Regions from separate parts of the Homo sapiens genome. Here region 1 is linked to region 2. Evidence: read pairs that join two places in POLR2A ChIA-PET (ENCODE). Cell type or tissue: GM12878. All regions are shown on one strand. Links, peaks and the distances in the headings refer to the core of each region. The heading gives the core; the rest is flanking DNA. Region 1 holds the start of LOC112268152 (a long non-coding RNA gene). Region 2 holds the start of LOC124903473 (a long non-coding RNA gene).

What was found. ChIA-PET counts read pairs that join two places held together with the same protein. Peaks named below come from ENCODE experiments on the same cell type or tissue, not always from the same donor. Only the 100,000 strongest peaks of a DNase experiment are listed, where the experiment ranks them.
Region 1: POLR2A ChIA-PET joins it to region 2 with 5 read pairs; 10 of 35 experiments call an interaction of 5 or more read pairs at or near these places.

The regions. Positions count from the first base shown.
Region 1 is chr15:40,311,100-40,326,677 of GRCh38, forward strand. LOC112268152 (a long non-coding RNA gene) reads right to left here and starts at 12,544. Exons shown (of 3, transcript XR_002957721.2): 1 at 12,144-12,544; 2 at 6,297-6,394. INAFM2 (InaF motif containing 2) reads left to right here and starts at 12,593. Exons shown (of 1, transcript NM_001301268.2): 1 at 12,593-15,578. The coding sequence starts at 12,957. The coding sequence ends at 13,418. It also overlaps the pseudogene RPLP0P10. RefSeq lists an enhancer at 9,753-10,270 and silencers at 12,281-12,650, 12,981-13,060, 13,071-13,300. In GM12878, for the core only: no CTCF peak of the experiment used is centred there; no DNase peak of the experiment used is centred there; H3K27me3 peaks cover 266 bases.
Region 2 is chr15:40,444,964-40,461,912 of GRCh38, forward strand. It overlaps BAHD1 (bromo adjacent homology domain containing 1), which reads left to right. Exons shown (of 7, transcript NM_014952.5): 2 at 13,488-14,933; 3 at 16,949. The coding sequence starts at 13,502. LOC124903473 (a long non-coding RNA gene) reads right to left here and starts at 8,907. Exons shown (of 2, transcript XR_007064598.1): 1 at 8,865-8,907; 2 at 8,484-8,583. RefSeq lists enhancers at 833-1,334, 7,518-7,867, 7,898-7,947. In GM12878, for the core only: no CTCF peak of the experiment used is centred there; a DNase peak (open chromatin) is centred at 7,424; H3K27ac peaks cover 1,163 bases.

The DNA of each region.
Region 1 (15,578 bases), core at 2,988-7,987, 140 kb before region 2:
GACTTGAAGCAAGCTGTTCCCAAGCGGCCTGAACTCATGAAGTGATGAGCACAAGGGCTCCAATCATGGGCAAGTGCCAGCCTCCCACCAGCTTCATGCCACCACAGCCCCCCAGCTGATGAGGCACAGATGAGAGTGCTGAGCTGCCCAGCTGTGTGTCCCTCTGTGGCCCCAGCTTCAGCCACCCTCTGTGTACTGAGAGCTAAGCAGAAGTGGAGGCATGGGCAAGGCTGGGTAGCCAACACTGATCCCTTAGGGAGGAGAGAGGCAATCAAGTTTCCTGTAGATGCCCAGGAGGAAGATGTTGCTTGTCTTCCCATTCCAAGCCCCTCTATAACCCGACAAGGAACCATCTGGGACTTAGAAGTGGAAAACAAACTGGGCATGGTGGCTCACGCCTGTAATCCCAGCACTTTGGGAGGCCGAGGCGGGTGGGTCACGAAGTCAGGAGCTCAAGATCAGCCTGACCATCATGGTGAAACCCCGTCTCTACCAAAAATACAAAAATGAGCCAGACATGGTGGCACACACCTGTAATCCCAATTACTCAGGTGGCTAAGGCAGGAGAATAGCTGGAACTGGGAGGCAGAGGTTGCAGTGAGCCAAGTTCACACCATTGCCTCCAGCCTGGGTGACAGAACGAGACTCCATCTCAAAAAAAAAAAAGTGGAAAACAATCAGTCCATGTATGTTTCTCTTTGAAGTGCTATTTTGGATCAAATTTACCTGTGTCCATCTTCAAGAAACCCAGAGTTTAGTCCCCACTGGAGCAAAGGTTTGTTCTGTGATCTTAGCAAGTTACCTGAGCCCTTGAATCTGTCAAACTTTTGATCATTTCTAAGAATCCTTCCAGCTCTAAAAATCTCTTTCCACTTGGAAGGGCCAATCTTGTCACTTTTCTCTCTTGCCTTTCCTCTGAGAGACAACAAACCTAGAGATGAGAGCTGTAGGTGGCAGGAGAGGCTTAGCTCTCATCCCAGTGTGACATTCTTGGGCACAATCACTCCTCTGCCTCTGTCAATCCCTCTGTGAAATGGGCCAGTTTTAATAAGTGTGATAGAAATAAATTATATGATGTCCTCCTCTAGGTGGGCACGGTGCATTGCATATAGGGAAGGTCATCAGTATTGATCAATTGCTTCTGTTCTTACTCCTGTCCTGGTCCAACCTTTTTTTTTTTTTTTAGAAGTTAAGCCTTTATTTCCTTGTTTTGTAAATAAAGCTGGCTGAGTTGGTTGTTTTTTGATGATTAGTCAAAGAGACCAAATCCCATATCCTCACCCAGCTCCTCCACCTCTTCCTTGGCTTCAACCTTAGCTGGGGCTGCAGCAGCGGGAGCAGCCGTGGTGGCAACAGCCACAGAGGCAATAGCCACAAATGCAGATGGATCAGCCAAGAAGGCCTTGACCTTTCCAGCAAGTGGGAAGGTATAATCAGTCTCCACAGAGCCAGGGCTCATTTGTACCCACTGATGATAGAATGGGGTACTGATGCAACAGGTGGGTAGCCAGTCTGCAGACAGACACTGGCAACATCGCGGACAACCTTCAGGAAGCAAGAAGGAAGTTTCCTCTGTGATGTCAAGCACTTCAGGGTTGTAGATGCTGCCATTGTCAGATGCCTGCTGGATGACCAGCGCAAAGGAGGAGGGAGAAATGCTCGGCGTGTTCAGCAGCGTGGCTTTGTTGGCTCCCACTTTGTCTCCAGTCTTGATCAGCTGCACATCACTCAGGATTTCAATGGTGCCCCTGGAGATTTTAGTGGTGATTCCTAAAGCCTGGAAAAAGGAGGTTTTCTCTGGCCCCAGACCAGTGTTCTGGGCTGGCACAGTGACTTCACATGGGGCAATGGGACCAGCACAGGTGGCAGCTGGCACCTTACTAGCCAGCAACATGTCCTTGATTTCAGTGAGGTCCTCCTTGGTGAATGCAAAGCCCACATTCCCCCAGATATGAGGCAGCAGTTTCTCCAGAGCTGGGTTGTTTTCCAGGTGCCCTCAGATGGCCGTGAGCATCATGGTGTTCTTGTCCATCAGCACCACGGCCTTCTCTCAGAGGGACATGCAGATCTGCTGCGTCTGCTTGGAGCCCACATTGCTGCTCCCACGATGAAACATTTTGGATAATCATCCAAAAGCTGGATGATCTTGAAGTAGTTGGACTTCCAGGTCATCCTGTCTTCCCTGGGCATCACGGCAGTGCATCAGGGATTGCCACGCAGGGTTTAAAGACAATGTCACTTTCACGAGGATGCCAAGAGAGAGTTTTTTTTTTTTTTTTTTTTTTTAATATACGATGTAATCTCACCCTGTTGCCCAGGCTGGTCTTGAACTCCTGGGCTCAAGCAATCCTCCCACCTCACCCTCTCCAGTAGCTGGGATTATGGGCATGTACCACCAAACTTGGCATCTGATCCACCTTTTTATCAGGACCTGGGCAAAGCCACAGAGAACAAGCCCCTCAACTTTGCGAATAGCAAGGAGCCAGCGAAGACAGGAATATGTTGGAAGACAGACTCAGGATCCAAAAACATTCTAACCTATTGGAGCACTGGCCTAAACCTCCCAAGGTGAAATGAACAGGGCTTAACTGAGAGATCTGGGCTTGGTGCCAAGACACCGACTGTACAAGGACAGGGTGGGGAAGTGGCAGCTTAGCAGAAGCATGTGTGAATAAAACTGAGGGTTTTCGCTGACAGCCAGCTCCATCTGAGTCAAATGACAGAGCTGCCAATAAAAACGGGCAGACTCAGGCTGCCGAACTGAAGTCGGGTACTGAGCCCTGTGGTTCTCCATCTTGATATCACACCAGAACCACCTGCAAAGCTCTGGTAACACTGCATATTCCTTGCTGTACCAAGACCCTCTGAATCGTGATCTGGGATGAGATGAGAGAGGGAAAGGAAGGTGAGGAGTTTGCATTTCTTTTATTTTTTTTTAGAGACAGGTTTCACTCTGCTACCCAGGCTGGTCTCAAGCTCATGGGCTCAAGCAATCCTCGTGCCTTGGCCTCCCAAAGTGTTGGGATTATAGGCATGAGTCACTGCGCCCAGCCAGGAGTTTGAGTTTCTAAAGAGTATCCCCCCTCATTCCAAGATGCATCCAGGGCTTTTGAACCAAGGAACAATCAGTCCCATTCTCATTCTCAGCACAACAGACCACACCCAAAATACTTGAGGAATTCAGTTTAGGTTGCTTTGTTGCAGGGAAGGTCATAAGTTGAAGGATATTTGGTGGAAAGCAGCCAGGATGCAGGCAACACTCTGAAGAGAACCACTTTATAGAAGACACAGGTGGCCAGGAGGCCCAACTTCACATGGATGAGTCTTGTTCTCTGAGGTCCCAAAAGTTAGAATCTAGGCCAGGTGCGGTGGCTCACGCCTGTAATCTCAGCACTTTGGGGGGCTGAGGGGGGCAGACCATCTGAGGCCAGGAGCTCAAGTCCCACCTGGCCAACATGGTGAAACCCCATCTCTACTAAAAATATAAAAATTAGCCAGGCGCAGTGGCACATGCCTGTAGTCCCAGCTACTCAGGAGGCTGAGTCAGGAGAATTGCTTGAACCCGGGAGGCGGAGGTTGCAGTGACCCAAGATTGTGCCACTGCACTTCAGCCTGTGCGACAGAGCGAGACTCTCTCTCAAAAAAAATTTAAGTACATATTTTTTTAAAGTTAGAATCTTAGGAGACTGTCTTAGGTCAGGTTTCTCAGGAAACATGCCGAGATAGAGATTTTCTTGTAGGAAGTTTATTGGGGGTGCTTTCAGAGATAACATCTGTGAACTAGTGAAAGAATCAGAATCAAGCCAGAGGAAGAAATTGGTGAACAATGCAGTCACAATACAGAATGCTTCCACAGGAAGCCCTGGGGTTGAGCTGGCCCCGTAGAGTTAGCCCCAACTTGGATAAGAGGGCTGTACCTTTGAATTCCACATTGACTTGGCAGATGACCCCTAGGGAAGGGTTGTGAAGTCCAGCAAGACAGCTCCCTTTAGCAGCTGAAGGAAATGCCAAGGGAGAGACTCATGTGTGAGCCATTGGCAGCCAACACTTCTGGCAACTTCAGGGATAAGCTCCTTGGTCCTAAAAGCAGTATCTGGGTGGTGCACCACAGCAACCGAGACAGTACCCCCAGGCATAGCCCAGACCTACTTGATTTATGTGGTAAGTTCACTCTACCTGGGAATAGCTCCTCCTGGATTCTGGGAAACTTACAAGAATTAAATGGAGAAACTATAGCCCCCACTACTGCAACTAGTCTTGGTGACACAATTGATGTTCATCATTCCCCTTCTCTGTCACTCATTCTAGATTCTTTTTACCTTCAACTTGCACCTCTGCTGGTGTAGGTGGCTTGCCTGTCGGGGTAACCAATCACCAATCACCATGGCCTTCAGACCATGCTGCTGATGTGTCCACCTTCCACCAAAATTGGGCATACCAACAGACACCCCAGTGGATCACCTGGGTGCCAAACATATTCTTTCCTGACCCCCTTATGTAACAGCAGCCCTATCTCTCCCAAAGGATGGGGGTCAGTTGCCCCTTCCAGGAAGTGACTCCTCTTCTTTCCTGCTGGTTTCTTGGCACAAAGAGTCTGACGAACAGAAAGCAGCCATACTTAAGTTTATGGGGTTCTTGTTCTGTCCCTGGTGGAAGTGCTCCCCCTCTGGGAACCAGATTCTCTGAACCTGGAGAGCTTGGAACTGCAGGAATGGGAACCACAAATTCCTCCAGAAAGGTCACTGGGAGTGATGGTAAGTGGAGTCATTCCTACTTCTACCCCTAGTTTCCTAAACCTCTATTCTACACGTTGACACATAGCACCATATATAACAGTTATTGATTAGGATGCATACCTCATCCTGGAGCACGGTGTCCCATCATCTCTAACATGGTATTTCAGCTGTGCTTCTAAAGGCTGTTCTATCATTCCACCAGCTCTATTCAGCTTCTGGATGGTGAAGTATGTAATAGGCCTAAAAGATCCCATGATCATGTGCCCATTCTATCCTTAAAGTGGGACTCTTGGTCTTCTGCAATGGTATGTGAGATCCCACGTCAGTGAATCAAACACTCTTTTAGCCCCCAGAGAGTGGCCTTTGAGCAGAAAAGACAAATCCATATCCAGAATATATGGCAATTCAGGTCAAGATGAGTCCCTCACCCTTCTGGAGTGGAACAGGTCCAAGGTAGCCAGCTTGGTACTGCGTGGCTGGTATCAGTTGCTGGCAGGTTGGACTTTTAGCAGTGACAATAGGTAATTGGCCTTGGTGAGTGGGAGCCCATTCTGTTGAGCCACCCCTGCCACCACACACATGCGACACGTGTCACCTCCATCTATGCCACCATGGCCACTTTATTCATGTGCCCATTGTGCTGGCATGGGGTGGTCAATGACAGAGGCAAGCTAACATCAATTCCACATCATTCTATCTACTTGATTATGCAGTCTCCCCTGTGGCAGGTGCTCTCTGATGAGTATTAACATGCAATATAAAGATCTTCAATAGTGAGACCTATCTCTACAAAAAAAAATTAGCCTCGTGTGGTGGTGTGTGCCTGTAGTACCAGCTACTCCAGGGTCTGAGGTAGGAGATCACTTGAGCCCCGGAGGTCGAGGCTGCAGTGAGCCATGATCGTACCACTGCACTCCAGCCTGGGCAACAGAGCAAGACCCTGTCTCAAAAAATAAAAAATAAAGATACTCACACTTGGTGCTCACTCAAATAGATAAAGCCACATATCTCTTCCCAAGACCTTCTTGTTCCCAGTCTTCCAGTATTTCTCTTTCTAGCCCTCTAACCAACCAGTCAAACCATTTGCCTATAGCTCATGAGCCTGTAGACAATTTTACCTCAGGCCGCTTTACCAGGGGCCATGCTGATGATTCAGTTCCCAGTCAGGTATCAATGTCAATGCAGACACTGCATCCAGCAGACCTTAAAGCGTTTGACTATTCTACTATCCCCAGTGTACAGTTACCCAGGTAAACGGCATAGTTCCCTTTAGGGAAGTAGTGGGGAAATCATTACTGTATTGCTATAGTATTGCAGAAACCTTTCCCCTGGGAACCTGAACTGAAAATTGAATTGGGACTGGAAACCAAACAAGATATTGTGACTTTTTATTGGAGCAGCTGCCATCAACCTCCTGGTCTTTCATCCTTGATTTATTTTAATTGTACAGCTCAGCAATTCTCAGTGTGTGGTCTCCAGACCCCTTGGGGTCCCTGAGATCACTTCAGGGGTTTCACAAGGTCAAAATTGCTTTCATAATAATACTAACATGTTATTTACCTTTTTAACTGTGTTGTCGTTTGCACTGATGGTGCTAAAGCAATGGTGGGTAAAACTTCTGGCACCTTAAACAACCAAGGCAGTGACACCAAACTGAACTAGTAGTTCATTGCAGAAAGAAAGAGGAAAGAAAAGAAAAAAAAAAGGAAGGGAGAAAAGTCGTTTTACTTTAGAATATCTTTAACAAAACGATATCAATTGTTAAATTGTATGAAGTTATGACCCTTAAATAGATGTCTTTTTAATATTCCATGTGATTAAATGAAAGTACTCTACTGCATATGGAAGTATAACGGTTCTCTTGGGGAAAAGTACTTTTGCGATTGGGTCGTGAGCTCAATTAGCTGCTCTTTTCATGGAACACCAGTTTTACTTGAAAGAAGAACTGAAAAACCATGGCTATGCAGACTTGGCTATTTGGCAGATGTTTTCTCACATTTGAACCAAGTGAGCCTGTCACTTTGAGAAAAAAATAACTGATAGTGTTTGTTACCAATTACAAAATTTGAGTTTTCAAGTAAAAACTAGAATTTTAGAAAACATGTATGCACTATCATGAGCTTCCTAGATTCCTGATACTTAAACTTTTTATAATATTATCAAATGTGATTTTTTCTATTATATAATGAAATGTATCAATATTGCAAAGATATGTTTAATTCAGTGAACCAATATTTTCCAAATGATCAACGTGGGATATTATAAAATCATGCATGGGTAAAAGTGCCATTCAAAGGGCAAGTTAGATCAATGGACTTTAATGTAATTGAGCACAAAAAAAGTTCACTGATATAGTTTTATAGTCTACATTTCAACCACCATTTAAGAAAATACTGCTTGTTGGGTTTTGGTGTAGCATCAAAGAAAAACAGCCACAATTATCTGAAAAGGCTGTTAAAATGTTCCTCTCTTTTCCAACTACATGTCTATATGAGGCTGGATTTTCCTCATATATTTTAACCATAACAACAAATTGCCAGCAGATTAAATGTAGATGCAGATATGAGATGCCAGGCATGTTGGCTCATGCCTGTAATCCCAGCATTTTGGGAGGCCAAGGCAGGTGGATCACTTGAGCTCAGGAGTTTGAGACCAGTCTGGCAAAATGGCAAAACCCTGTCTCTACAAAAAAATACAAAAATTAGCCAGGCATGGTGGTGTGCATCCGAAGTCCCAAGCTACTTGGGAGGCAGAGGTGGGAGAATTGCTTGAACCTGGGAAGTGGAGGTTGCAGTGAACTGAGATCACGCCACTTACACTCCAGCCTTGTGACAAAGTGAGATCCTGTCTAAAAAAAAAAAAAAAAAAAAAAAAAAGTGGATATGAGGATCCAGTTGTCTTCTACATTCCAGAGATTTGCAAATTTACAAAGCAAAGCCACTCTTTTCATTATTTTTTGTCATAAAAATATATTATCTGCCCAGGTGCAGTGGCTCACGCCTGTAATCTCAGCACTTTGGGAGGCCGAGGCGGGTGGATCACAAGGTCAGGAGTTCGAGACCAGCCTGGCCAACATGGTGAAACCCTGTCTCTACTAAAAATACAAAAATTAGCCGAGTGTGGTGGCATGCACCTGTAATCCCAGCTACTCGGGAAGCTGAGGCAGGAGAACTGCTTGAACCTGGGAGGCGGAGGTTGCAGTGAGCCGAGATCATGCCACTGCACTCCAGCCTGGGCAACAGAGTGAGACTCTGTCTTGGAAAATAAATAAATAAATAAATAAATAAAATATATATTATCTATGTTAACATGTAGTGGGGCTTATTATTCTTTAGACAAATTAATAAATATTTTGCAAAACCCTTGGTCTTATTTCTAATATGTCAAATAAAAATAGCTATAACCCACATAAACAAAATCCCTTTAGATACCTCTCTCTCTCATATATACATACATATATATATATTTAGAGACTAGGTCTCACTCTGTCACCCAGACTAGAGTGCAGTAGCATGATCATGGCTTAGTGCCGTCTCAAACTCCGGAGGTCAAGCGAGCCTCCTGCCTCAGCCTCTCGAGTAATTGGGACTACAGGCATGTGCCACCCTGCCTAGCTAATTTTCAACTTTTTTTTTTGTAGAGATGAGGTCTCACTATTTTGCCCGGGCTGATCTTGAACTCCTGGGGTCAAGTGATCCTTCTGCTTCAGCCTTCCAAGTAGTTGGGATTATAGGTGCGAGCCACCACATCAGGCTTAGAGACCTCAATATTTAAGAGTGTAAAGGGATCCTGAAACTAAAACATTTGAGAATCACTGGTATAGATAGAGCAGTACTGTTACTGGCTGCCTAGCTAGCTTGCTCCAGGGATGCTATGCTATCAACCATCTTCAACCATGGTCCTCTACTGGCCAGGACTGCCCCCACTGCCACTCCAACTTGCTGCTTATTACAACAGTTGTGCTGTCTAGCTTCTATGATTTCATGGTCCTATCATCCCCACTGCTATCTGGAGCCAGTTCTGGAATGGCCTCTTGCTGTCAGGCATGGCTTACAGAGGACAGTCCAAACTCAGCTTCTCAGGGATGCTGGTACCGCTCTCACCAGTGTGTTCCTTGTTGCTTTGGTAACTAGAGTATCCTCTGGGCCTTCCTGCAGAACTTAAGTGGTTTCTGGCCTTACATAGAATATACCCATTTCTGTGAGCTTTTGAACCCTTCTTCCACATTCTGCTGTGGTAGTTCTGGCATTTCCATTACACTCTGGTGGCCATTGCCTTCCTCCTGTCTCCCAGGATCCTTGTCAGGATATCACATCCTGATTCACAGGAGAATACTCCTATAACAACGAAGTATCCCTTGTTCAACTTAATGTGTGGCACCACACCCCACCTTGATCTAGCCTATACATTCGCTCCTGGATCCTGCCAGTATATACTGGCTACTTCCGCAACTACTTCATGGTCTAGCCTTCTTCCCTAGTGGGCCCCTGCACATCTCTGACTGGGCTTTATTGTGATCTGGCTCTATGTATTGGGCTTGTAGGCCAGGACAGAGAGGCAGCTTCCTTTGGTGTCAGAAGGCAAGTCCCAGTGACAGTTGCAGCTGAGCCATCATAGCCAACACTCCTGACAATTGGAAGAATGAGCACCTCCCTCCTGAGGCTGACCCGGGTAGTAACCCCCAATATCCACTATAGAGACAAAGTCTAGCTTTGCCTATGAGACAGAGCAGAACCAGGATCAAGAGCTTAATGCCCTGGAGTCAGAGGTCTGAATTCCATCAGGGCTTTTGAATTCCAAGGCATTAGGACTATGTGACCTTGAGCAAGTTCCTGGCCCTTTCTGAGGCAGGGACTTCATCTATGAAATGAAGATAAACAGTACTACCTGATAGGTCATTGGGAGACAAATAAGACAAGGAATGTAAAGGCTTGGTATAGTGCCTAGCACATTCTAAGGGCACTGTTATTGTCATAATTGGTCAGAACTTTCCAAAGCCAAAAAGGGCTGCCTCAGGGAGCAGACAGTAAGGTATGCCACCATCCCAGATGGTCTTTGGGCTGACGCTGCTGAGTGCTCCCCAGGGATTTTGTGGAGGAGGCTCTAGGGCCCACAGGGGTATTCACAAAAGATGACTTTTGGGGCCCATTCTGTCCCCAAGCTGCCTTGATTCTCTGATTTCTCTGATCCCTGCCTGTTCTTAGTGGGGGGAGGCATATTCACTTTCAGGCCACTAGGGGGCCATTTAGTTTTCTGCAACAGGAGAACACTAATGGTTTCTTAATGGCTCAGGCACCGGGGAGATCAGGCTCAATTATATCTGAAAGCATTCTTAGTTCCTGGGGTAAAAGACACTATGTAAATCCAGACAATAAATAGGGATTACTGATGACAGGTTAAAGAATCTGGCACTGTTTCGTTTAGAAAAGACAGAGTGAGAGGAATTGAATAAAGGCTTCAAGTATATTATTCTTTGGTACAGAAGAGTGACATGCTGTTTTCCCACTCCACTAAGAACCAAGCAAGAAGAAAGGCATTTAATTTGCAACAGAAATATGGAGAAGCAATATGGAGTGCATTCACGAAAGGGGACTGAAGGAAGCTTTGTATTGGCCTCAACCTGGAATCTTTAAGAATAATTCATCATGGAATAATTGTATGATATGTCCTGCCAGGAAGGCCCTAGAGCAGGGGAGAGAAGAGAGGACAACTTCCAGAGACAATTCAAGAATTGTTTTTTTTTTTTTTTTTGAGACGGAGTCTGGCTCTGTTGCCCAGGCTGGAGTGCAGTGGCGCCATCTTGGCTCACTGCAAGCTCCGCCTCCCGGGTTCACGCCATTCTCCTGCCTCAGCCTCCCGAGTAGCTGGGACTACGAGTAGCTGGGACTACAGGCACCTGCCAACACGCCCTGCTAATTTTTTTGTATTTTTAGTAGAGACGGGGTTTCACCATGTTAGCCAGGATGGTCTCAATCTCCTGACCTCGTGATCCGCCCGCCTCGGCCTCCCAAAGCTGGGATTATAGGCGTGAGCCACCGCACCCGGCGACAATTCAGGAATTTTAAGTCAACAGGCTGCCCTGGCTGACCTAGGAGCAGGGTGGAGGAGTGAGTTATTTCTTCCCCATCAACCCACAAAAGGCCATAAACACTCCACACTACCAATATCCTTGAAATTTCTCAGAAAGTAAAAAAAACAGCTTTTTCCTTGAAATAGCATCTGGCTAGCCATTACTAGTGGCAGCCCCACACCTGGGCCTGGATCAGGAATGAGACTGAGGCTGGGTTAGAGGCCTGTGGTTCCAGCAGTCCACTAGCACACTCAGTTCTGGTAGCCACTTGACTTCTGTGCTGCTGAGGTGGGCAAGGCAGCTGTTTTGGGAGGGCTTCCTCGTGTGTGTGTGTGTGTGTGTGTGTGTGTGTGTGTGTGTGTGTAAGGGGGGTCCTCTGGAAGCCAAAGATTCCTGGAGGAGGGGGGGAAGTGAGAAGGGCAGAGGGGATCCTGCCCCACAGGGTAGAAGCCAGGTCAGGCTCACACTTGCAGGGGCTTGAGGGAGGGTTCACCCACAGAACCCCATCAGAACCACAGTTCTGTTCCCCAACACACGCCCAGACAAGTCTCCCTCACTCATTCAGACACCCAGGCAGTCCATATGCCCAGTTCTGGGAACACAGGAAGTAGCATCCAAGGAGGAGGGAACCAGAATTCTGGAAAGCCTTATAGAGAGGGAATGGGGAGGAGAGAAGGCAGGGAGAGCAGAGAGCGGAAGGAGGGGGAGGGCACAAGTAAAGCCGCAAGGGAGAGTCTGAGCATGAAGGGTTGTTAGCACCTAGGGGGTCCAAAGACCAGGCACAGAGCCCACTGCCTGGCGCCTGGCCTGGAGCCAAAGAAGACAAACCTCACATGGGAAAGTGGGGAGGGGACAACCGCCCAAGCCTTGAGGTCTGGAGGGGATCTGAGAGTGAAAACGCTCTAGGAGTCCTGAGAGTTAAACTCCTCAGGTTCAGTGCAGCTCCTTGGGTCCAAATCCAGGCCAAAACCAGGAATTGGAAGACCCAAAAAGCGGGACCAGCGACCTGCGGCGAACTTTGGGACTAAGGTGGCAAGCGAGTCTGGAGAACAGCTCAGTCCGTGGCTCTGTCCCGGAGGCTCAGGGTTGGCGGGGTGAGGCGGGCTGGGGTACGCAATTGCGACGACTTCAGTAGAGCTCCGAAGCCCAGCCTGGACTGGGTGGAAGGAACACAACCAGCTGCGGCCCCAGTGAGCGCTCCAGGTGCCAGAACCGCCTACCCCTGGCGTCAACCAGGTTCTTTAGCTGTGAATGGGCCTGGGAGACCCACCCAGGGGGTACGCGGTGCGGGGAGCAAGCTGAGAGCTGGAACGTGGTATCTTCCCTATCCCTCTTACCGTCCCCTCCCAGAGGATAAACCTAGGCCTGGAGTCCGAAGCCCAGGCTGCTATTCCACCTGTCACTTCGGAGCCTCGGGGCGGAGCGGGGAGGCGCCAGAGTTGACAGCTCGCGCTCCGACCGCCCCCTTCTAGCTCCGCACTCCGCCTCGCACAACGCCGTTCCCCCTTTTAAAGAAGTGCCCGGGGCTCCACTCTACGCCGCGCCAGCCCACCAGGGGTCGCGGTGACGTCGCCCGTTTAAGAGCCAGCCTCCCTTAACTCTCTCTTAACGGGGCGTCCCGGCGGGGCTCGCGGCTCCCGGCAGCCGCCGCCTCCCCTCGCGGCACTTCCGGACCCCGGCGTCGCCCTTTTAAGGGGCAGCCCCCAGCAGCGCTCTCCCCGCCCCCTGTTGCCGGCGCGCGAGGCGGGGGAGCCGGGCTGGAGCGGAGCGCGCGGTCCGCGCGGCCACTGGAGACCAGGCGGCCGGCGGCCGGGCAGGCGGCGGCGGAGCGCGCGGCGGCGTGGCGGCGGATGGGGACGCGGAGCCGGGCGGCTGTGGCGGCTGTGGCGGCTGTGGCTGTGGCGGCGGCGGGGAAGCAGCTGACGGGCCGGCGGCGGCGGCGGCGCTGGCGGCGGTGACTGGTCCAGGCCCCGGCGGCGGCTGCAGCAACGCGGTGGCGGGCTGCGGGCGGGCGGCGTGAGGAGCGGCGGCGGAGCGCGGGGCCGCCGGGAACCGAGGGCGCCGGGCCGCCCCCTGCCCAGTCCTTGCAGGCCGCCAGGCCCCCTCCAGCCGGGGCCGTGGAGCACCGGGGCAAAGGCCGGGGCCCCCCCATGAAGGAGCGCGACGCGGCCCCGGCCGAGCGGGGCAAGCCGGCCACCTACACCGGGGACAAGAAGGCGAAGATGGCGGCCAAGACCAACAAGAAGTGGGTCCGGCTCGCCACCGTGTTCGCCTACGTGCTCTCCGTGTCGCTGGCCGCCATCGTGCTCGCCGTCTACTACAGCCTCATCTGGCAGCCGGTGGGCGCCGGGACCTCGGGGGGAGCCGCTGGCCCGCCCCCCGGCGGCTCCAACGCCACTGGCCCGTCTGGGACTTCGGGGGCGGCGGCGGCGGGGCCCAACACCACTGGGTCGTCCCGCCGCGAGGCGCCGCGCGACGTTCCCCCACTGCAGGCGGCGCGACCGGCGCCTCCGGAGCCCCCTGCGGACAGCCCCCCGGCCGGGCCGCTCGAGCGGCCTCGGGGGCCGGACGAGGACGAAGAGGAAACGGCGGCGGCGCCCGGGAGTCGTTGAAGCCCTCCGCGCTGGGGGCCGCCGGGAACCATTCTCCCCAAGCCCAGAGGCAGGACTTCGCAGCAGGATGGGGTGGAGAGCCCGCGGGAGTGACCCCCACGAGAGTGAACGCCCCTCACACTCCCACCATCGCCGGCTGGCCCCGGAGCGGGAGGCCCGCAGCCAGATCTTCAGCCAAGGGACCACGATTCGCCGGGGGGCTGGGGGTTTGCTGCCCAGGACCGTGCTGCACCAGGGCCCTGAGCCGTAGGGGGATGGGGGGAGGGGTGGGGAGATCCCGGCACCAAACCCTTCTGCGCCGCTCGCTCTGGTGTATCCTACATGCAGGGGTGACTGGGGCTTTCCCCCAAGACTCAGGGGAAGGATGGAGCTGTAGGGGCTCTTTTTAAGTAAGCTGAAGCTCTCGAAAGGAGGAGGGCACCAAAAGTAGTGGAGCTCAGGTACGTCAACCTAGTTGCAGTGGCCAGAGATGCATTAAATTTCTAGATCCCTGTATATAGTTGTTGACATATGCACTAGAAGCTATAATCACATAGAATTCTATGTATATCCTCCCACACCCTGGGTAGCTACTGACTGAAGGGGTCAAGCAAGGGCTATTTGCTGTCCCCCAAAAAGTACACCTGGCCAGAAGGGCACAAACACGGCTTCTTAAATCACTCACTTTCTCCTGTTCCCCTCCTGTTTCTGAAATATAAGTTTATGACGTTCTTTCACAAAAGAGTATAATCATTCTTAGACTGTTGACATGGCTGTGGAAAGCCTTAGGAGAAGTAGAAACAATTTAGGGAGGGTGGGGAATGTACTCATCCCCTCTTCTTTCCATCCTAGTGCCCCCACCAAAGAGGCTTCTTGTTGCAGCCCTCAGTATCTGGATATGGGCCAGGGAGGAAGGAAGGGAAAGAGCAATGCTGCTGTGCTTCAATCCTGGCCTTCCCCTCACAGAATTCTTTTAGGAAGAGCAAGCTTTTGTAAGTAGAGTGGCAAGTGTTTTTATCTTTTTTTTTTTCCTGCTCCTCAAAATGTTGTCTTGTTCCGGCAATCACTTTTGCCTTCCCTCTTTCCTGAGCCTGTAGTGACAAAGCCCGGCGATTTGGGATGAAATCTGTTGTAACACCAGAGCTTTGATTACACATCCTCTGGTTTTGAGTTATTCTACAGAATCAGAAAGGCTGGAAGGTGGGCTTCACACTCAGGATTGTGCTTTGAGAACCAGCTAATAGACCAGCCGAGGGAAGGTTGAATTGGCTGTCTTTACTTTTCCCGATAAGCCCTACTTAAATGCAGCCTGTAATTGTATAAAGGAGATGAGAAACATCAAGAGAAATGACATACATGTAGCTCTGGGGTAGCAAGAACTAGACTTCCTCAATTTGGATTCCATTTCCTTCTGCCATTTGCTTTTAGGCAATTGAGTGTGGGTAGTGATGAGATATCAAATCCCTTAGTGTTTCCATTTTGGGAAATGAGGCACTATTTTTTTTTTTAAAAGACAACTTACCCACCTGAGTCCTGAAACAGTTTGTCTCTCCAGTTTTCTGGCCTATACTCTAGTTAGCTCTGATCCAAGTTTACAGGACAACAGCCTTGCTTTAAGCCATGTCCTGTTGTGGGCACGATAATAGCAACTGAGCTGTCACAGCCTACCAGCAGGCTGGTAACACCTCCAGGGTCTCTTGGCTAGAGCAGATTTCTTAGCAGCTGACTAGGACTTCAGTCATTGGGAAGCCTATGAGGCCTTTACATTTTTGGTGTGAGATGGGGAAGAAACATAAAATGCCACTTTACAACTTCAATAATAGCCTGTAATTTATATTTACTGTGTGAATTTTTAGTCCTATATTTTAATAATTTGTAAATTGATCTCTTATTCCAAGAATCCTTTGAACTTGTAGAACATCTGGGAGTCCACTTCCCTGTCCTCTTCCTGATCCCTGCTTTCTGGACTGTTTAAATCCTCTTTGGGATGGATCAGAGAGTCTAGAGAGGCCACTCATAGGTCCAGCTGCTGGCCTCCTGACTCTCCAAAGCCTTCACTGGAATTGGGACATTTGCTCCAGCCCTAGCTGTGAACATGACCAGAGACATTATTTATAATTCAGCCATTTAAGATATACCTGTACTCAAAAAGTCCTGTATATTTTTAAAAAGTTTTATTTT
Region 2 (16,949 bases), core at 5,126-10,125:
AAAAAAAAATCCCTACTACTTCTCTCCTCCTTCTACTGTAGCAGGAGAAAAGCTACCTCAGAATGCATCTCCTGGGCTCTCTTCTCAGCTCCTTTAGCTGTGTTTGCTGTGTGTCCTAGAACACAGTCCTTCCTCTCTTTCTGGGGATTGCCTGAGTTTCTTCACTCTGAGCAAATTGTGCCCCTTCTGGAGCCAGCAGCCCCTGGAACACTTATATCAAGAAACAGAGAAAATTTCTGTTTATTTATTCATCCCCGGTGCAAATTAAAAACTAGAGAGAGCTCCTTTTGGGTAAAAAAAAAAAAAAAAAAAACAACCCTTTCACACCTTCTCTGGTTAGAGGTATAAGTTGGGGCACATTTGACATCCAGAAAGGAAGTTTTAGTAAACCTGGAAGGAATTCAGCCTCCTAGCATACATACTTCAAATTGGAGTTCTATGGGGAATTCTCAAAATTATTTTCATTCCTCCTCACCTCTCTGTTCCAGCATCCAGGAGGACTTGTGTGTTTTCATTTTATCTGTTCTTATTCCTCTTGGCCTTGCTCCGGCAACATCTGGCCTCAGCACCCTGTCGCAAGGTGAGTCATTAAGGAGAATAAAAACCTTAAGGAAAAAAAGTCTCTGGAGTTGAGAAGTAGCCTGTGTTGAACTAAGGCTGCCAGGCGAAGCTGCCGAGTTTATGGAGCATTATACGAACAGCCCCGACATTAAAGGGCCTCCTTTTTATGAATGGGTTGTGAAGAATGTAAATAAAGCAGCATCTCTCAATGGGGAAGCATTTTACATAAGCAGTACTACCCCGACCCAAGTATTTATGGGAATTTGCTAGCACAGTCTGGCAAGGCTCACTTCCTTTGTGAACTTGCCATTGTGCTGGGGACTTTGGAGGGACAAGGAGAGTGTGCTTCGGTTCTGAGGGCAGCCCCAGCACTCCCACTCTGCAGGTTTCCTGGCGTTGACTTGATGGGCCAGCTCATGGCTGGAAATGCCTGTTAACCCTGAAGTGACAGAAAATACCATGCGCAGTCAAGAGCTCATGATAATTAGAGATAGAGGCTCCTGATCCTGGGGTCTGGAGATGGTGTAGCTCCTGACCCCTCAGGCTGCTTAGACCTCCACAGGACAGAGGACAGGGAGTTCTTGGATGATGAAATCTTGCCCGGTTTTATGGGAGGCACCTAAGTGGTGTAAAATGGGCTGGTTTGAATTTCAGCTCCTTTATGTTCCCCTGCCCACCTCCTGGTACTGCCACTAATGATCAGTAAAATGGCTAAAAAGGAGGAGGAGAAAGAGCACCAGCAGCAGTGAGGCTGCACGTGGTCTGCTCAGGGCCAGACGGCCTGACAAGCACCCTCACTGAACACCGGCCCAGCCCTGGGGTTCCAACAGGGGTGTTGGTGTCCTGCCCCAGGTGACTTGGTAAGCAGGCCCTGGAGTACAGTCACATCCAGGACTTTGTGTTGTGTCCCTGTGGGTGGGAGTGGGGTCATCAGATTTCATTTTTCCCAGTGGGAAACACCTGCAAGGATGGTTATTCACTTGACTCAGTGTCCCCCCAACACAAAAAAATAACATTGTCTTTTAAGATCCTCTGCAGGCCCAATCCACCAGGAGAAAAAAAGGGGTTTGTCTCTCAGCCTCGCTGATTTGAATTGGGAACTTATTTCTAAGCACTATGACCAAGTTAGCTGAATGAAAAAAAACAGGTGATTTCTTAGTCTTGTTACCAATGTCAGGCAGGAACTTGGGTCTCAATATTTTTTCTTGCATGTGTTCCTTTTCCAGTGGGTTTGGGGAAAAGAGGTGCTTTGACCTCCTGTCTTTGGGTAAGGAGGATGGGACCTGTCTTTCTGCCGTTCTCTTGACCCCAGGGATCTCACCTGGAGTGCTGTTGATGGCTCCTACTTTTATTCCATCTCCAATGCCTTTTGGGGACTCCTAGCCTCCATCAGTGCAGCTTTTTCAGCTTCCTGCGTGCAGTGGAGAGGGGCAGCCCACACAGACCCTTTTCCAACTCTGGTTACCTGTCCACAATGTTTAGGAATAATTGTTAATCACATTCTCATGTGGCCAGGTGGTTTAAAGGTGAATTACTGTTTTTTAGAGGACCTATGTAGAAATCGTGGGAAAGGTATTATTAGGGTGCCGCTTGATGCCAGGAGATCCTAACAAGTATGCCAGAAGGAGGGGTGAAGTCACGTTTCCACCATAGTCAGGGCCAGCAGGGCCTTCCTCAGTAGTGAGGGGTGTCTCCTGCTTTGTGCCTGGAGGGGTTTCCACATTGGCTAGAATGTAAAAAAGAATTATAAAAATGATTGAGGCCAGGTGCCGTGGCTCACACCTTTAATCCCAGCACTTTGGGAGGCTGAGGCGGGTGGATCACTTGAGGTCAGGAGTTCAAGACCACCCTGGCCAACATGCTGAAACCCCGTCTCTACTAAAAATACAAAAATGAGCCGGGTCTGGTAGCATACACCTGTAATTCCAGCTACTCAGGAGGCTGAGACAGGAGAATTGTTTGAACCCAGGAGACAGAGGTTGCAGATCGCGCCAGTGCACTCCAGTCTGGGCGACAGAGCAAGACTCTGTCTCCAGAATAAATAAATAAATAAATAAATAAATAAATAAATAAATAAATAAATAAATAAAAATAAAAATGATTGAATAACTGAGAGATGATTTCCAGAGAAATTGAAAGGACTTGAATTTATTTGGCCCAGAGGGAGGTAGACAAGGGGCAGTTAATATGTCTTTGCATGTTAAGATGACAGTTTAGAGCATGATGACCAGTTTTTAGTCTTCATTGCAGTCTGGGCTGGAGGCAGGGAATTTCACCTGAGACAAGAGGTATTGGGTAGATGCATGGTTGGGGGTTACCTTTTTCTGGATTTACTATAAAATCAGGACAACGTATCTTTGAAGCTCTCTCATTTATTCATTTATTTATTTAGCCCAGACTTCTTAGCATGTCACCCTTTTCTAGGATATAAAATGTTTGTTTCGGCCAGGTGCGGTGGCTCACGCCTATAATCCCAGCACTTTGGGAGGCAGGCGGATCACGAGGTCAGGAGATCGAGACCATCCTGGCCAACATGGTGAAACCCTGTCTCTACTAAAAATACAAAAATTAGCCGGGCATGGTGGTATGCGCCTGTAGTCCCAGCAACTCAGGAGGCTGAGGCAGGAGAATCGCTTGAACCTGGGAGGTGGAGGTTGCAGTGAGCCGAGATTGCGCCACTGCACTCTAGCCTGGATGACAGAGCAAGACTCCATCTCAAAAAAAAAAAAAAGTTTCTTTCAAAAAAAATTTTTTTAATTGTATTTACGTTCTAGCCCATAGATGCCATTTAATTGGAGTACATCTTCAGTTCCTCTGTGGTGGGAAAACTAATAATGTGTGGTAATGCCAATAATTAAAGCACAGAAAAATAAAACTGAACGTGCAAGTTATCTTGCATCTTGGTCTGTGATCCAGCAGCCATCCTGTGATGCCCTAAGTAGAGGCAGTGTGTTGCAGTGCAGGAAGTGTGGGCCTTGGTGTAGATGCCAGGATGGCTCACCTCTGTCCTCAATCCTAGCAACTTTTTATTTTTTAAGAGCCAGCTCTGTCACCGAGTCCAGAGTACAATGGCATGATCATGGTTCATTACAGCTTCCACCTACCGGGCTCAAGTGATCCTCCCACCTCAGCCTCCTAAGTAGCTGGGACTACAGGCACACACCACCATGCCCGACTAATTTTTTATTTTTGTAGAGACAGGGTCTCACTGTATTGCCCAGGCTGGTCTTTTAACTCCTGGCCTCCCACAGCACAGGAATTCTAGGTTACAGGTGTGAGCCACCACGCCCACCCAGCATCTCCTTTTAACTCTTTTTTTTTTTTTTTTTGAGACGGAGGTTCACTCTTGTTGCCCAGGCTGGAGTGCAGTGGTGTGATCTCGGCTCATCGCAACCTCTGCCTTCCAGGTAGCTGGGATTACAGGTATGTGCCACCACGCCCAGCTAATTTTTGTATTTTTAGTAGAGACGGCTAATTTTTGTATTTTCTCCATGTTGGTCAGGCTGGCCTTGAACTCCCAACCTCAGGTGATCCACCCACCTCGGCCTCCCAAAGTGCTGGGATTACAGGCGTGAGCCACCGCGCCCAGCCTTCCTTTTAACTCTTTGTACCTGTTTTTTTTCCTTGTTAGGATGAAATGGTAACAACTAGCTCATAAGGCTGTTGGGAAGATAAATGAGATAGTGAATGTAGTGTGCTTAGGACCTTGCCAGGTGCATAGTGAGTGCTTGACAAACATTGACCATCCTTTTACAGTAGTCACCTCTGCAGTGAATCAGAAATTTCCAACCCTGCACACTTAGGGTGTCTGGGGACTGATAATGCTAACTTTAGTTCTTTGCTCCTGATTTCACCTATCTGTGACATTCTTTGTCTTGATACAAGTGTCTGTAGTACTACATTCACTTGCTTAATGGTTTAGGGGCAGCCACAGCCAGTGGAATGCTTTCCAGAGGTAGCTGGGCAACTTGGGAGAGAGAAGGAGGAGGATGAGGCCAGGCATGGTGACTCATGCCTGTAATCCCAGCACTTTGGGATGCTGAAATGGGAGGATCACTTGAGGCTAGGACTTTGAGACCAGCCTGGGCAACATAGTGAGACCTTGTCTCTACAAAAATAAAAATAAATTTAAAAATTAGCCAGGCATGGTGGTGTAGGCCTGTAGTCCCAACTACTCGGGAGGCTGAGGTAGGAGGATTGTTTGAGCCCAGGAATTCGAGGCTACAGTGAGCTATAATTGTGCCACTGCCCTACTACTGCAGCCTGGGTGACAGAGCAAGACCCTGTCTCAAAAAAAAAAAAAAAAAAGAAAATGAAAATTGATGGTAATGAAGGAGGGTTGTGCCATGAAAATACAAGAGATTTCCTATTGTAACCTTGTTGCACTGTGGATTAAATTGAAGATGCACAGTGGACTCCTGGGGATGGAGGAGAGTTTGGAGGTCAGAGGGCTCTTGTCTTGAGCTCCAAGTGGTGCTCTAAGTCTAGGATAAAGATTTTACACAGGGTGGGGCAGGTGGACAGCCAGATCTTCATTTATTCTTACCAAGCTCTTATTAAGTCATGTGGGTGGGATTTACTGTTAAGGAAGGCAGAGCCTACCTGTCCCCATAGGGCTGGCATCCTATTGGAGGTGGCACTAGCCACTTAACTAGTTAAGTGAGTGATATTTGGGTAGGGTGCCCATAACTCTGATACGATCTGCCTTGCGATTCTGCTCCTGCTAGTGGAGTGTGGGGGAGGCCTGGTCTTGGATCTTGTTCCTCACAGCTGGTTCATTCAGGAGGTTAGTGCTCTGCTGAGGAGGCTGGAGGCAGAGCTCCATCTTGGCCTGGCTGGCTAGTTTCTGTTCAGGACTAGAGCTAGCACCTGTAGTCTTGGCAAGCCATTTTAGAAATCTAAGTTGTTGGTCCATGTAATGTCCTGGTGGTTGAACCAACACTCGTTCTTTGCCATTCCTGGGCAGGTGCTTGGAGAAGGCTGGTGAGCTGTTCATGTTTTTTGAAGAATGGTGCATCAGTAGCACAAGGTTTTCCCTGGTTCTGCTGAGGCCTGTTGCTGAGCTTTGGGGTGCCCTGTCCCCTGTTTTATTCCTGTTTTATTTCTCCCACATTGTTAGCTGCTCAGAGCAAATGGGTTTTGCTGCAGGTGTAGGTTTGCCTCTGGCTGATCCTGGGCAGTATGGCATCTGGATGGGAGGGTCTGAGGGAGCCTTAGCCCAGAGTTAAGGGGTGCCCCCCAACCCCTGCCTGGAGTCATCCTACATGGAGCTAATAGGGGCGAGTCTGGGAAAAGTTGCATTTGTTTCCTGCTTTAAGACTTTAGCTTTTGGGCCGGGCTCAGTGGCTCACATTTGTAATCCTAACACTTTGGGAATCCGAGGCAGGCAGATCCCTTGAGGTCAGGAGTTTGAGACCAGCCTGGCCAACATGGTGAAAACCCGTCTCTGCTAAAAATACAAAAATTAGCTGGGCGTGGTGGTGGGTGACTGTAATCCCAGCTACTCGGGATACTCCTGCTGAGGCAGGAGAATCACTTGAACCCAGGAGGCGGAGGTTGCAGTGAGCCGAGATCACGCCATTGCACTCCAGCCTGGGCAACAAGAGCATAAACTCCATCTCAAAAAAAAAAAAAAAAAAAAAAAAAAACTTTAGCTTTTGTTTGTCACCCTTTCCTGCATCCAAACATTTATGAAATGAATTTCTCAGAGTGCTGCCCACTCCCTACTGGGCTTTTGTTCCCACGGTACACGTGGCATAAAGTAGGCCCTCAGTAAGTGTCTAAATGCCTGGCTCATATGTACCCTCTGAGAAGCTGCCTTGGGGGGACCCCTCAGCCAAGCTCTGAGCAGTCCATTATAGCCCTTGTCACACTATCTTGTTCTGTCTTCCTGCTAGCCCATGCTCCAACTCTTAGTCTTTTGCATTTTTTTCCAGCACTTAGTCTGGTGCTTGTAGGGGAAAGAGAAAACAAATGAGCTTGTATTGAGAACCTGCTGTATTCCAGGAACTCTGCTAGGCACTTTACACACATTCTTCTTTAACTTAATCCTCACAGCAACCTTGCTGTGTAGACAAGGAAACCAAGACTCAGAGTTCAAGCCATTGACTAAGGCCACACAGGATTAGCAGTGGCATGAAGTGGCTTCCAGCCCCACATGGGTCTCCCTCTGCTGTGGGGGGGCCAGCAAATGTTGGCTGAATGGGCAAAGGTCACAAGAGGTGCTGTGTGCCTGAGAATGAGGGGCAGGCTTAGCTGGGCTAGCACCTGTGGATGCAGGTCTACCTTATGCACACATGAGTTGTGTACTGGGAAGAAGCTGGGGGAAGGCACGTTGCCTAAAGTAGGGACATGTGCCTTTTAAGAAAGCCTCTAAAGACTAGTTTTTTATTGCATGTGATTACCTTCTAATTTGTCAGGTTAAAGTTCGTAAGGCAGAACACTGGTATGATTAAAACACAATGCTCTCTGCCCACTCTCCTCACTCAGGGATCTGTGTGTTGTATAGCAACTTCTAGATATGAGAGGTATACTCTTGTTTCTCTTGTCCTCAGCCCCTGCCACCAGACCCGAGGGCAGTCTAAAAGCAAGCCTGTGTCCAGATGGATCAGGCCAATTCCTTTCAGCTGCACTTCGTGCTTCTTGCCCAGGTGTTTTTAGGCTCCCAGTCTGGTTACAGAATGAATTGAGTGCCCGCAGCAAGTGAGGCTGTATGGGCACTGAGGAGGCAGGGCTGGTGGCTGAGGCCCCTGCTCTCTCTCTCTCTTTGAGGACAGTGCTCCTTGCAACTTTGTGCTGTGGAGCTGAGACTTCTGCTCTGCATGGGTGCCTCCACTGAAGCCTCATTCAGGTGGCACAGACAGGCAGGACGCACACCTTCTGACCTCACGTTGTGGGTCTAGCCCTGCCGTTAGCATCTGAGGAACTTGGCCTTTCACTGTAGAGTTGAGTATTTCTCAGAGACACAGAGCTGTTGTTCAGGGTCTGTTGGGATAGTTTCTGCCCCGGCCCTCTTGCTCAGTTGTGGCCCACAACTGAGGGCCACTTCCTGTCCCAGGCAGCCTCTGCTTGTGGGAGTGATCTGGGCTGTGACCTGCCCTTCCAGGCCCTCACCCTTGTTTCCCCAGAGCAGTGCCAGCACCCCGTGCTCCCCTGGGCCTCTGACTCTCCCTTGAACCTTCAGCCCGGCGTGAAGCACCTTGGTTGTGCTCTGCTCGTGCTGGTGGGGTTGCTGTATGGTGCTGCTGCAGCTTGAGGGCCAGAGCAGGGCATCTGTCTGTCCCTTTCTGCTTCTATGGAGATGACTACACCCGGCCCTCTTGCTGAGTTGTAAACTGAACCCCCCACAACTCACCCCACACTGGGTCCTGCAAGGGAAAAGGAGTGTCATCATCATTATCTTTCCTTGGGGTGGGCACTTAGGTGTTTTTAGTGGAATAGTGGCAGAGCAAAGTTCAGGTGCAAGCTTGGGTTTTCAGATTTCTCACTGGGGTAGGAGGAATCTGTCCCGGGCTCCTGCTGTGGGGAATGGCCAGCCAGGGCCAGCTGCCCTCCTCTGTCGGGTTGGAAGGATGGGGGAGGTTGGCCTGCCTGCCTCTGCTTACCACCGCTCCTAAGGAAGACTCTTTTTGGTATATCCATCTTAGATGAGGGATCTGGAGTTTGGAAAAGCTAAATACATTGCTCAGGAGGGACAGAGCATTTAAATCTAGGTCTGACTCAATGCTTTGGTTCTTTCTGCTGTACCAGCTCTTTAAGAGATTCACTACCAGCTGTGTCTTTACCTGGCTTTACCATAAGAATTTCAGCAGCTTCACCTGTTTCTCCATAAAGTAACAGCAACTAACTTTAAGTGAAAAGGAGCCTAGTTTTGTGCTCTTGCCACATTTCTTCTCTGATAGAAGATTCAAGAAATTCAGTGCTCATGACAAGTGTTTTATTCCTTTCATGGATGGGAGGGGTTATTCCAAGAGAGAATGCAGAGGAGGACAATGCTTAACTCAGCTCCAGTTGTGGTTTTAGCTGTAATTGGAAGGAGGTGGCTTCTAATGGGGCAGGGTCCTTCCCAGCCCTCACCCAGATGACCTGATCTACCCTTATCTAAGGCTCCCCTGAATCCCTCCCTCTCATTAAAAATAAACCGGGCTAGGTATGGTGGCTCATGCCTGTAATCCCAGCACTGTGGGAGGCCAAGGTGGAAGGATTACGTGAGCCTAGGAGTTTGAGACCAGCCTGGACAACATAGTGAGGCCCTCTACCCCCGGCCCCCCCCAACCCCCTGCAGCCTGTCTCTACCAAATTACCTGGGCATGGTGTCACGCGCTTATAGTCTCAGTTACTGGGGAGGCTGAGGTGGAAGGATCACTTGAGTCTGGGAGTTCGAGGCTACCATGATCCATGATTGCGCCACTGCACTCCAGCCTGAGCAACAAAGCAAGACCCTGTCTCAGACAAAAACAAAAAACAACAAAAAAGAAAAACCAAAGAAGCCTGAAAAGCAAAATTTAAAGTGTAGTCCTGAAACCCTCAGGATGGTGTGCGGGGTGCAACCCAGAGCTGGGTGGGTAAGGGGAGAGCAGCAACCACAACTGAGGGCCACTTCCTGCCCCAGGCAGCCTCTGCTTGTGGGAGTGATCTGGGCTGTGACCTGCCCTTCCAGGCCCTCACCCTTGTTTCCCCAGAGCAGTGCCAGCACCCCGTGCTCCCCTGGGCCTCTGACTCTCCCTTGAACCTTCAGCCCGGCATGAAGCACCTTGGTTGTGCTCTGCTTGTGCTGGTGGGGTTGCTGTATGGTGCTGCTGCAGCTTGAGGGCCAGAGCAGGGCATCTGTCTGTCCCTTTCTGCTTCTGTGGAGATGACTACACTCAGACCCTACTATGACAGTTTAGCTGGGCCTGACCTCCCCCTCGATTTTGAGATCCTGATGCCCCTGAGGTGAAGGTGGCCTGTTTACTGTCTTTAGAGTACACTTCTGAGGATTTGGGATTCAACCTGTGGTTCTCTGGGTCTTTGGCCTGGATGTCCACCAGCCAGCCACTATCCTTCCTGGCAGCTGTGTCAGAGCTGGAGACAATCAGACTGGTTTTCTCCAGTGAGAGCTTTCTTGACATCTTTTAGTGTCAGGAAAGTGTCCTGGGAATCCCTCCTAGAGACCTTCCCAAGAGGGCATGGACCACCCGTGTCTGGGAGGACAGAGCTTCCCAGAGAGGAGGGGATAGTGCTGAGAGAACCCAGCGCACCTTGTGCCCTAGCAGTGGTTGAAAGTTTCTGGGTGGATAGTGCGTAATTGGGAGGGGCAGCAGGAGGATTGGTGGGGCTGGGAGAGGGGAACCAAGCCTACCACTTTGCTGGGATCCCCTCTCCCCAACCAGCCCTGTAGCTGGGCCATCCCTTGTGGTTTGGAGGGGCCCTGGCAGGCTTGTAGCCCCTCCACCCAGCCCCACCCCAGGGAAAAAGTTGCAGCCGAGCTTCTTGTTTCTTCATCTGACTTCAAAGCATGACTCACACATGCTCTCCCCAGAATGGAGTGCAGCGAGAGGCAGGCAGCAGAGACCCCAGCCTCTCCTTAAGATGCCGAGTGGCTGGACTTTGCACCACAGGAAAGCTAGGAGCTATTTTGCGACGTGCTTTTGATGGCCTTGGGTGTTTTTAGCGAGTGACAGGGGATTTGGCAGATTTTAGGGAGTCTAGCAGGAGGCTGTTCTGCTGGATTTGGAAATGTGACTCGCACCCTGTGATTCAGACGCTTCCTGGGATCGTCAGCACCCTACCCCCCAGGGGAGTAGTGGGTGTCCCTGAGGGACTGGAAAGCTGAATGAGAGGTTAAAGAGCAAGATTAGTCCACAGGGAACAGATTCTCAAAGGTTCTGGGCTCAGACTCCTGAAAGTGGAAGCTGTGTAGTCAAGGCACTGACTCCCTTCCCACCTCTCTCTGCTTGGGACTTCTGTGTGTTGAGAGGGGAAGACTGAGTGGGGACAACTATCCAAAGATCTGAGGACCATCTGCCCATGCAGCCAGTCTCCCAGCCAGCTGGAGGTCAGGGGTGGCCAATCATCCCCCTGCTAAGAACGCTTCCAGTAGCCAGGCCTGACAGCACCTCCCTGTGCTGTCTTTCCCAGCCGCCTTCTCCTTACTCTGTACTGTGTCCTTATCCTCAAAGACGACAAGCCCAGGTGATCTCCACCTTGGCTCCCAGCCGTTCCCAGGCCTAGCCCCTCTGGTAACTTGGGGCCTGTTGAGGGGCTTTGGCCCGTGCTCAAATGCATGGTCTGTTCACTTATCCATCATCTCCAGGCCATTTGGGAGTTGGGGAGGGCTGGACCTGGGCTCCCTAGGAGATACTGATGTGCTTCTGCTGCTTCTCGTTGCATGCTCCTCCACCTCCAGCACAGGGGTGCCTGGATATGAGAGAAGGGCCTGTGGGTTATAAGAAATGGGATGATGTTGTTGTTGTTGTTGTTGTTTTGAGATGGAGTCTCACTCTGTTGCCCAGGCTGGAGTGCAGTGGCACGATCTTGGCTCACTGCAACCTCCACCTCCTGGGTTCAAGTGATTCTCCTGCTTCAGCCTCCCAAGTAGCTGGGACTACGGGCTCATGCCAGCACGCCTGGCTAAATTTTTTTTTTTGTATTTTTATTAGAGACAGGGTTTCACTGTATTAGCCAGGATGGTCTTGATCTCCTGACATCATGATCCATCCGCCTGGGCCTCTCAAAGTGTGGGGATTATGGGCATGAGCCACCACGCCCGGCATTGCCAATAAGCCTGCTGAGCAGACAGGGACGGGTGGTCACCCTGATTAGAAGCAGGAAAGAGACTTACGGAGCCTAGCAGATGCCTGGGATTTTTTAGGAGCTCTCCACCTGTGCTTCAGGAATGAATGGGTTTGCCTTCTGTGACTCTGTCTTGCCCGGGGCCTGGTCTCTGAGCAGTGGCAAGTCCCCGCACGTGGCCAGAGCAAAGCCTGGCACGCTGCCTCTCCTTTCCAGTTTTCCGTGTCCTTTCTCAGGGGTGAAGGTTGCCCACACCACCCTCAGCCTGGTTTTCTGAGCACTCTTTCTCAATTAATGCAGCATATCTCTGGAGAGGAGGTGTCCAGTGACCCCACCCACTGGCCCAAGGCCATGGGAGCTAACAGGGAAAGATTCAGGAATCCCTGGGAGCCCTCAGGCTTGAGACTTTCAGGGTTAAATCCTGGCACAGCAGGGACTGCTCTCAGTTCCTCTGTAGAATGAGTGTGAACAGCAATAGCAGTGGGGAAATTAAGCTGAAAAACCTGGGCCCGCTGGGTGGGGATGGGTTGCAGGAGTACCTGGTGAGGGACAGAACTTGTCTGGCACCTTACTTGCCAGCCCCTGTGCTTTGGGTTGAATGGTAGGAAGTGAACAGCTCCGTAGTCTCTGACCACCGCCCTCTGCAGTTCTTCATTGTCTTGGCCATGCCAGCTTCCAGTGCACAGCCAGCTCTGGCCTCTCACTCAGAACTGGGGCCCAGGCTGCCGCAGGTGTATGTTGGAGTGTTTTGCCAAGCAAAGTTAGGGGATGATGCCTGGTCATATGCATTTTCTGTCAGGGGCTCTGGGCTTCCCCCACCTCCTTGCATCCTGCCCCTGCCTACAAAGAGGGAGAACCGAGCACGACTAACAAGGCAGCTCATTTGTCTCCTGTGTTAGTGCTTCTCTTTGATACTTTCTTTTCCCAACTGTTTGTGGCCTTCAGGGGTTTAAAGCTGTATGGCAGGTCTACGCACCGTCCCTGGGTTTTCTCTACCCCCAGGAATATGCTGATCCTGGCCTTACTGTTACCCTTGCCCTGGGTACTGGCACCCTTTGGGCTGCTCTTGCCTGGAATTTGAACCAAAGTTCAAATGAGACTTCTCCACCATGGGCCCCTCAAAGCTGAGACCTCTCCACCATGGGCCCCTCAAAGCTGAGACCTCTCCACCATGGGCCCCTCAAAGCCAGGCCTTCACCCTTGATAGAGCTTTTCCAGCTAGACCCAGGTTGTGGCAGTCTTGCTTTATATGCCAGGGGAGGAGTCCTCAGAGACTGAACTTTGCCTTCATGGCCCAGCAGGCAGGGTCCCCATCTCAGCTCTTCACTGTCTGTCTTCTTGTCCTCCTGTGGCCAACCTCAGAAGCCCTGCGTTTGGGGAGGGGATTGTTAATGCCTTGGTTATACTTTTGGAAGAATAGATGGACTCCTGGCCGGGGGCAGTGGCTCACGCCTGTAATCCCAGCACTGTGGGAGGCCGAGGCGGGCAGATCACGAGGTCAGGAGATCGAGACCACCCTGGCTAACACGGTGAAACCCCCTCTCTACTAAAAATACAAAAGAAAATTTAGCGGGGCGTGGTGGCGGGCACCTGTAGTCCCAGCTACCCGAGAGGCTGAGGCAGGAGAATGGCGTGAACCTGGGAGGCGGAGCTTGCAGTGAGCCAAGATCTCACCAATGCACTCCAGCGAGACTCCGTCTCTCAAAAAAAGAAAAAAAGAAGAAAGAATAAATGGACTTCTACCACCCAGTCCCCCATCTTGGGAGGCTCTGTCTTCAGAGCCTCTTCCTATCCTGTGATGAATATCTAGTGAGAGAAGGACAGGGGGAGAGAACAAAGAGCTTTGCCACCAGCTCCTCCTATCCCCTGTCCCTGGGGTCTGCCTTGCTCCCTAGGCTCTTCAGGGGCTTAGTTCAGAGATACCCTAGGCTAAAAGGAAAGAGGAGGAACCAGTCCTTGCACAGCTGCTGGTAGCTTGATTCCACTGCCCCTTCACACTCTGGAAAGGGAGTCCCAGGAAAATCCATACTGGAGACAGGGTAGTTGTAGGCCAGGATCACTGCACCTGGGGCTGGGTAGGCTGCAGTGGGAGAGAAAGCAGGCAGGAGCAGGCCAGAGAGGGCTTCTCTCATTGCCCACCTTCTGTCCTGCAGGTTGGAAGTACTCCATGACACACACTCGGAGAAAGTCCCTTCCCATGCTGAGTTCGGGCCTCACTGGCCGCCGAGAGCCCCTGCAGATGGAAGACAGCAACATGGAGCAGGGGGTTGAGGGTGTGGAGCCAGGCATGCCCGAGAGCCCAGGTCACCTCACAGGGCGCCGCAAGAATTACCCACTTCGTAAGCGCCCATTGGTTCCTGAGAAGCCCAAGGCCTGCAAAGTGCTGCTGACTCGCCTGGAGAATGTGGCCGGTCCCCGGAGTGCAGATGAGGCTGATGAGCTACCGCCTGACCTGCCCAAGCCCCCCAGCCCGGCCCCATCCAGTGAAGACCCTGGCCTTGCCCAGCCCCGCAAGCGGCGCCTGGCCTCCCTCAATGCTGAAGCTCTCAATAACCTGCTGCTGGAGCGAGAGGACACCAGCAGCCTGGCAGGCACCCGCCGCAGTCGAGCAGGGGATCCCCACCGCAGCCGTGACCGTGATCGTGCTACTGGGGGCTGGTCCTCCTCCAAGAAGCGGCCCCGGCTGGGGGACCTTGGAGGAGGAAGTCGGGACCTGTCTCCAGAGCCAGCACCCGATGAAGGTCCCCGCCGAGATGGAGACCCAGCTCCCAAGAGACTGGCTAGCCTGAACGCAGCTGCTTTCCTAAAACTGAGCCAGGAGCGGGAGCTACCCCTGCGGCTGCCTCGTGCCCATGCAGAAGTAGATGGGCGCTCCACTGAGCCCCCAGCACCCAAGGCCCCGAGGCCAAAGTGGCCCAAGGTCAATGGCAAGAACTATCCCAAGGCTTGGCAGGGGGCCAGCTCTGGGGAGGCTGCAGGCCCACCTGGCTGGCAAGGCTGCCCTGATGAACCATGGCCATCTGCAACTCCTTGTGGGCCATCCGTCCAGCCATCTCATCAGCCCCTGAGCAAGGCTCTGGAGAGCCCTTTGGGGCTGCGCCCTCACCTGCCCCTGCTGATGGGTGGACAGGCGGCTCTGAAGCCGGAGCCTGGGCGCCCAGGCGAGGAGTCACCTGCCCCTAAGCAGGAACTGCATCAGCCCTCTTTCCCCACACCTCAGCTGTCGCCGCTGCCGATGCCTGGCAACCCCGCCGACTACAATGGCCTGTGTGTTGGGCCTGAGCTCACTGCACTAGGCAGCTTCTACCTGTACTGTGGCCAAGAGGGGCTGCAGTGTGGGGGCTACTCGCCCTGCCCCATGCTTCCTGAGGGCAAGCTGTCCCCAGTGGCTGCACCTCACGAGGAGGGGCTCCTCTTAGCTCCGAGCTCAGTGCCCTCAGGCACCCCTTTCCAGCACCCTCCCTGGGGCTCCTCTCGCTACTGCTCTAGCGAGGACACTGGAGTGAATGGCTACAGCATCTGCGGAGTGTTGCCCCTGTCTGTTACCCACGCTGGCACTACCTGTGGCGGCTGCCCATACAAAATGCCTTTTGCAGCAGGTGAGGCTTCCTGGGCCCAAGATGTACTGGGGAGTCTCGGAGACATGGCATCCCAGGAGGTTGGGCTGTTGATCTGAGCAGGGGTCTCCCTTGGGGTCTGGCTGCTAACTGGAAGGTAGGGGGCTTTCAGAAGTGAGAACTCCCGTAGTCTGTGCCCCAAGCCGAGGAGCATTCCCAAGAACAGGGCCCGTATAGCTCTGGACAGCCTTGCTCTGCCCAGGCTACCTTTGGAGATTCTTGGCCTGGCAGTTAGGTAGCATTGCAGTGGTACAGGCCACAGGAAGGCCTCTCTTCTCTCCTCATTGGGATACCCGTTCTTAGACTCTGAAGAGCAGGTTAGATATTGGAATTAGGACTTTTACCAAATTGTTCTCACGGCCCTTCTACCCTCCTTGAGGAAAGCTAGAATTCCCTAGTTTCTAGAAACCAGTACTCTCTGCATGCTGGCCAAGTTCAGCATTCATGGGAAAGGTGGTAGGTACCAGGCTCAGTAGGTGGTACCTACTGCACAGGGCAGCTTTGCCCTGGCTATAGAGGCATTGAAAGAGAAGTGCCCAGACTGAGCATCACTTTGCTGGGTGTGGATAGAGAGGGTGCACCATGAGAACAGACAAGCAGAGTTCCCTGACATGGATGGAATGCGATCAGGGCCCACAGCTTTGGTGTCTGCCTGCCTGACAAGACCCAGACACCTGAGAGGCCCATGCTCCGGCTGTTGAGACACTCCCAGAATCATTTCTCTTCCCTAAACTGGCAGAGGTATCCTCACCTGCCTCTTCAGGCTCCCTGCCTGCCTCCTGGGTGGAAATGAGACATGCTGGCCAGCAGGTCTGCCCTGCTGCTGGGGAGGTGAGGGCTGGACCTTCCAGATCTCCCTTCCCCTGACATCCTTTCTTGTAGGGGTCTATAAAACAACTTTATAGACCAGTTGGCCCTGGCCAGACTGGTTGTTTCAGGTTGTGGCTTGAGTTAGAGTTCTTATGACATGAGAACAGGCTGCTGCTTGGGGTTTTCCTTCTTTTTTTGTGCCATTCCCCAAGTCTAGACCCTTATCCCCTCTCCCTAATAATAAGGACACCAGTAAACACCATGTACCAGGCACTGTTCTGAGTGCTTTACATATGGGAGGCTGCTTGGCATGTAATTGAGCACAGACTCCGAAGCCAGACTGCCTGGAGTGAAATGTTCTCCCCCACTTTCCTAGCCATGTGACTATGGGCGAGTCAGTAACTGCTCTGTGTCTCAGTTTTCTTAACTATAAAATGGGTGTAATGATACCTATCTCACAGGGTTTTTGTAAGGATGAAATGAGTTAATGTGTTCGTAAGAAAACCAGCCAGTTGCTCTGAGGGGCAGAGTGACTTGCCTGAAGTCACATGGCTAGTAAGTGGCAGAACCCAGGCTGATTCTAGAACCCCTATTCCCAAGCATTATGAAAGCCTTAGAAAATTAATATCAGGGCCAGGCGCGGTGGCTCATGCCTGTAATCCTAGCACTTTGGGAGGCTGAGGCGGGCAGATTGCCTGAGCTCAGTAGGTTGAGACCAGCCTGTCTAACATGGTGAAACCCTATCTCTACTAAACATACAAAAAAATTAGCTGGGTGTGGTGATGGGCACCTGTAATCCCAGCTACTCAGGAGGCTGAGGCAGGAGAAATGCTTGAACCCGAGAGGCGGAGGTTGCAGTGAGCCAAGATAGCACCACTGCACTCTAGCCTGGGCAACAGAGCGAGACTCTGTCTCAAAAAAAAAAAAAGTTCGGAGTTAAAAAGGATGTTCCAACCACCTCTCTTTCAGACTAAAAGGGGAGATGGCCAATCTCCAAGATCAGGAAACACCCCTGTCCCCTTAGAGAGTCACTCTGACAGTCCACCATAAAAAGGCCTCTGATCCCATCGGCCACCTCAGTGGCCTTTGGTTGCACAGTTAGAATTAAGACAGGAGCAGGCTCTGAAAGCAGATGGGTGATGGGGGTCACTGCTTGTCCTGTCCTGACCACTCTCTCCCTTTCCTAGA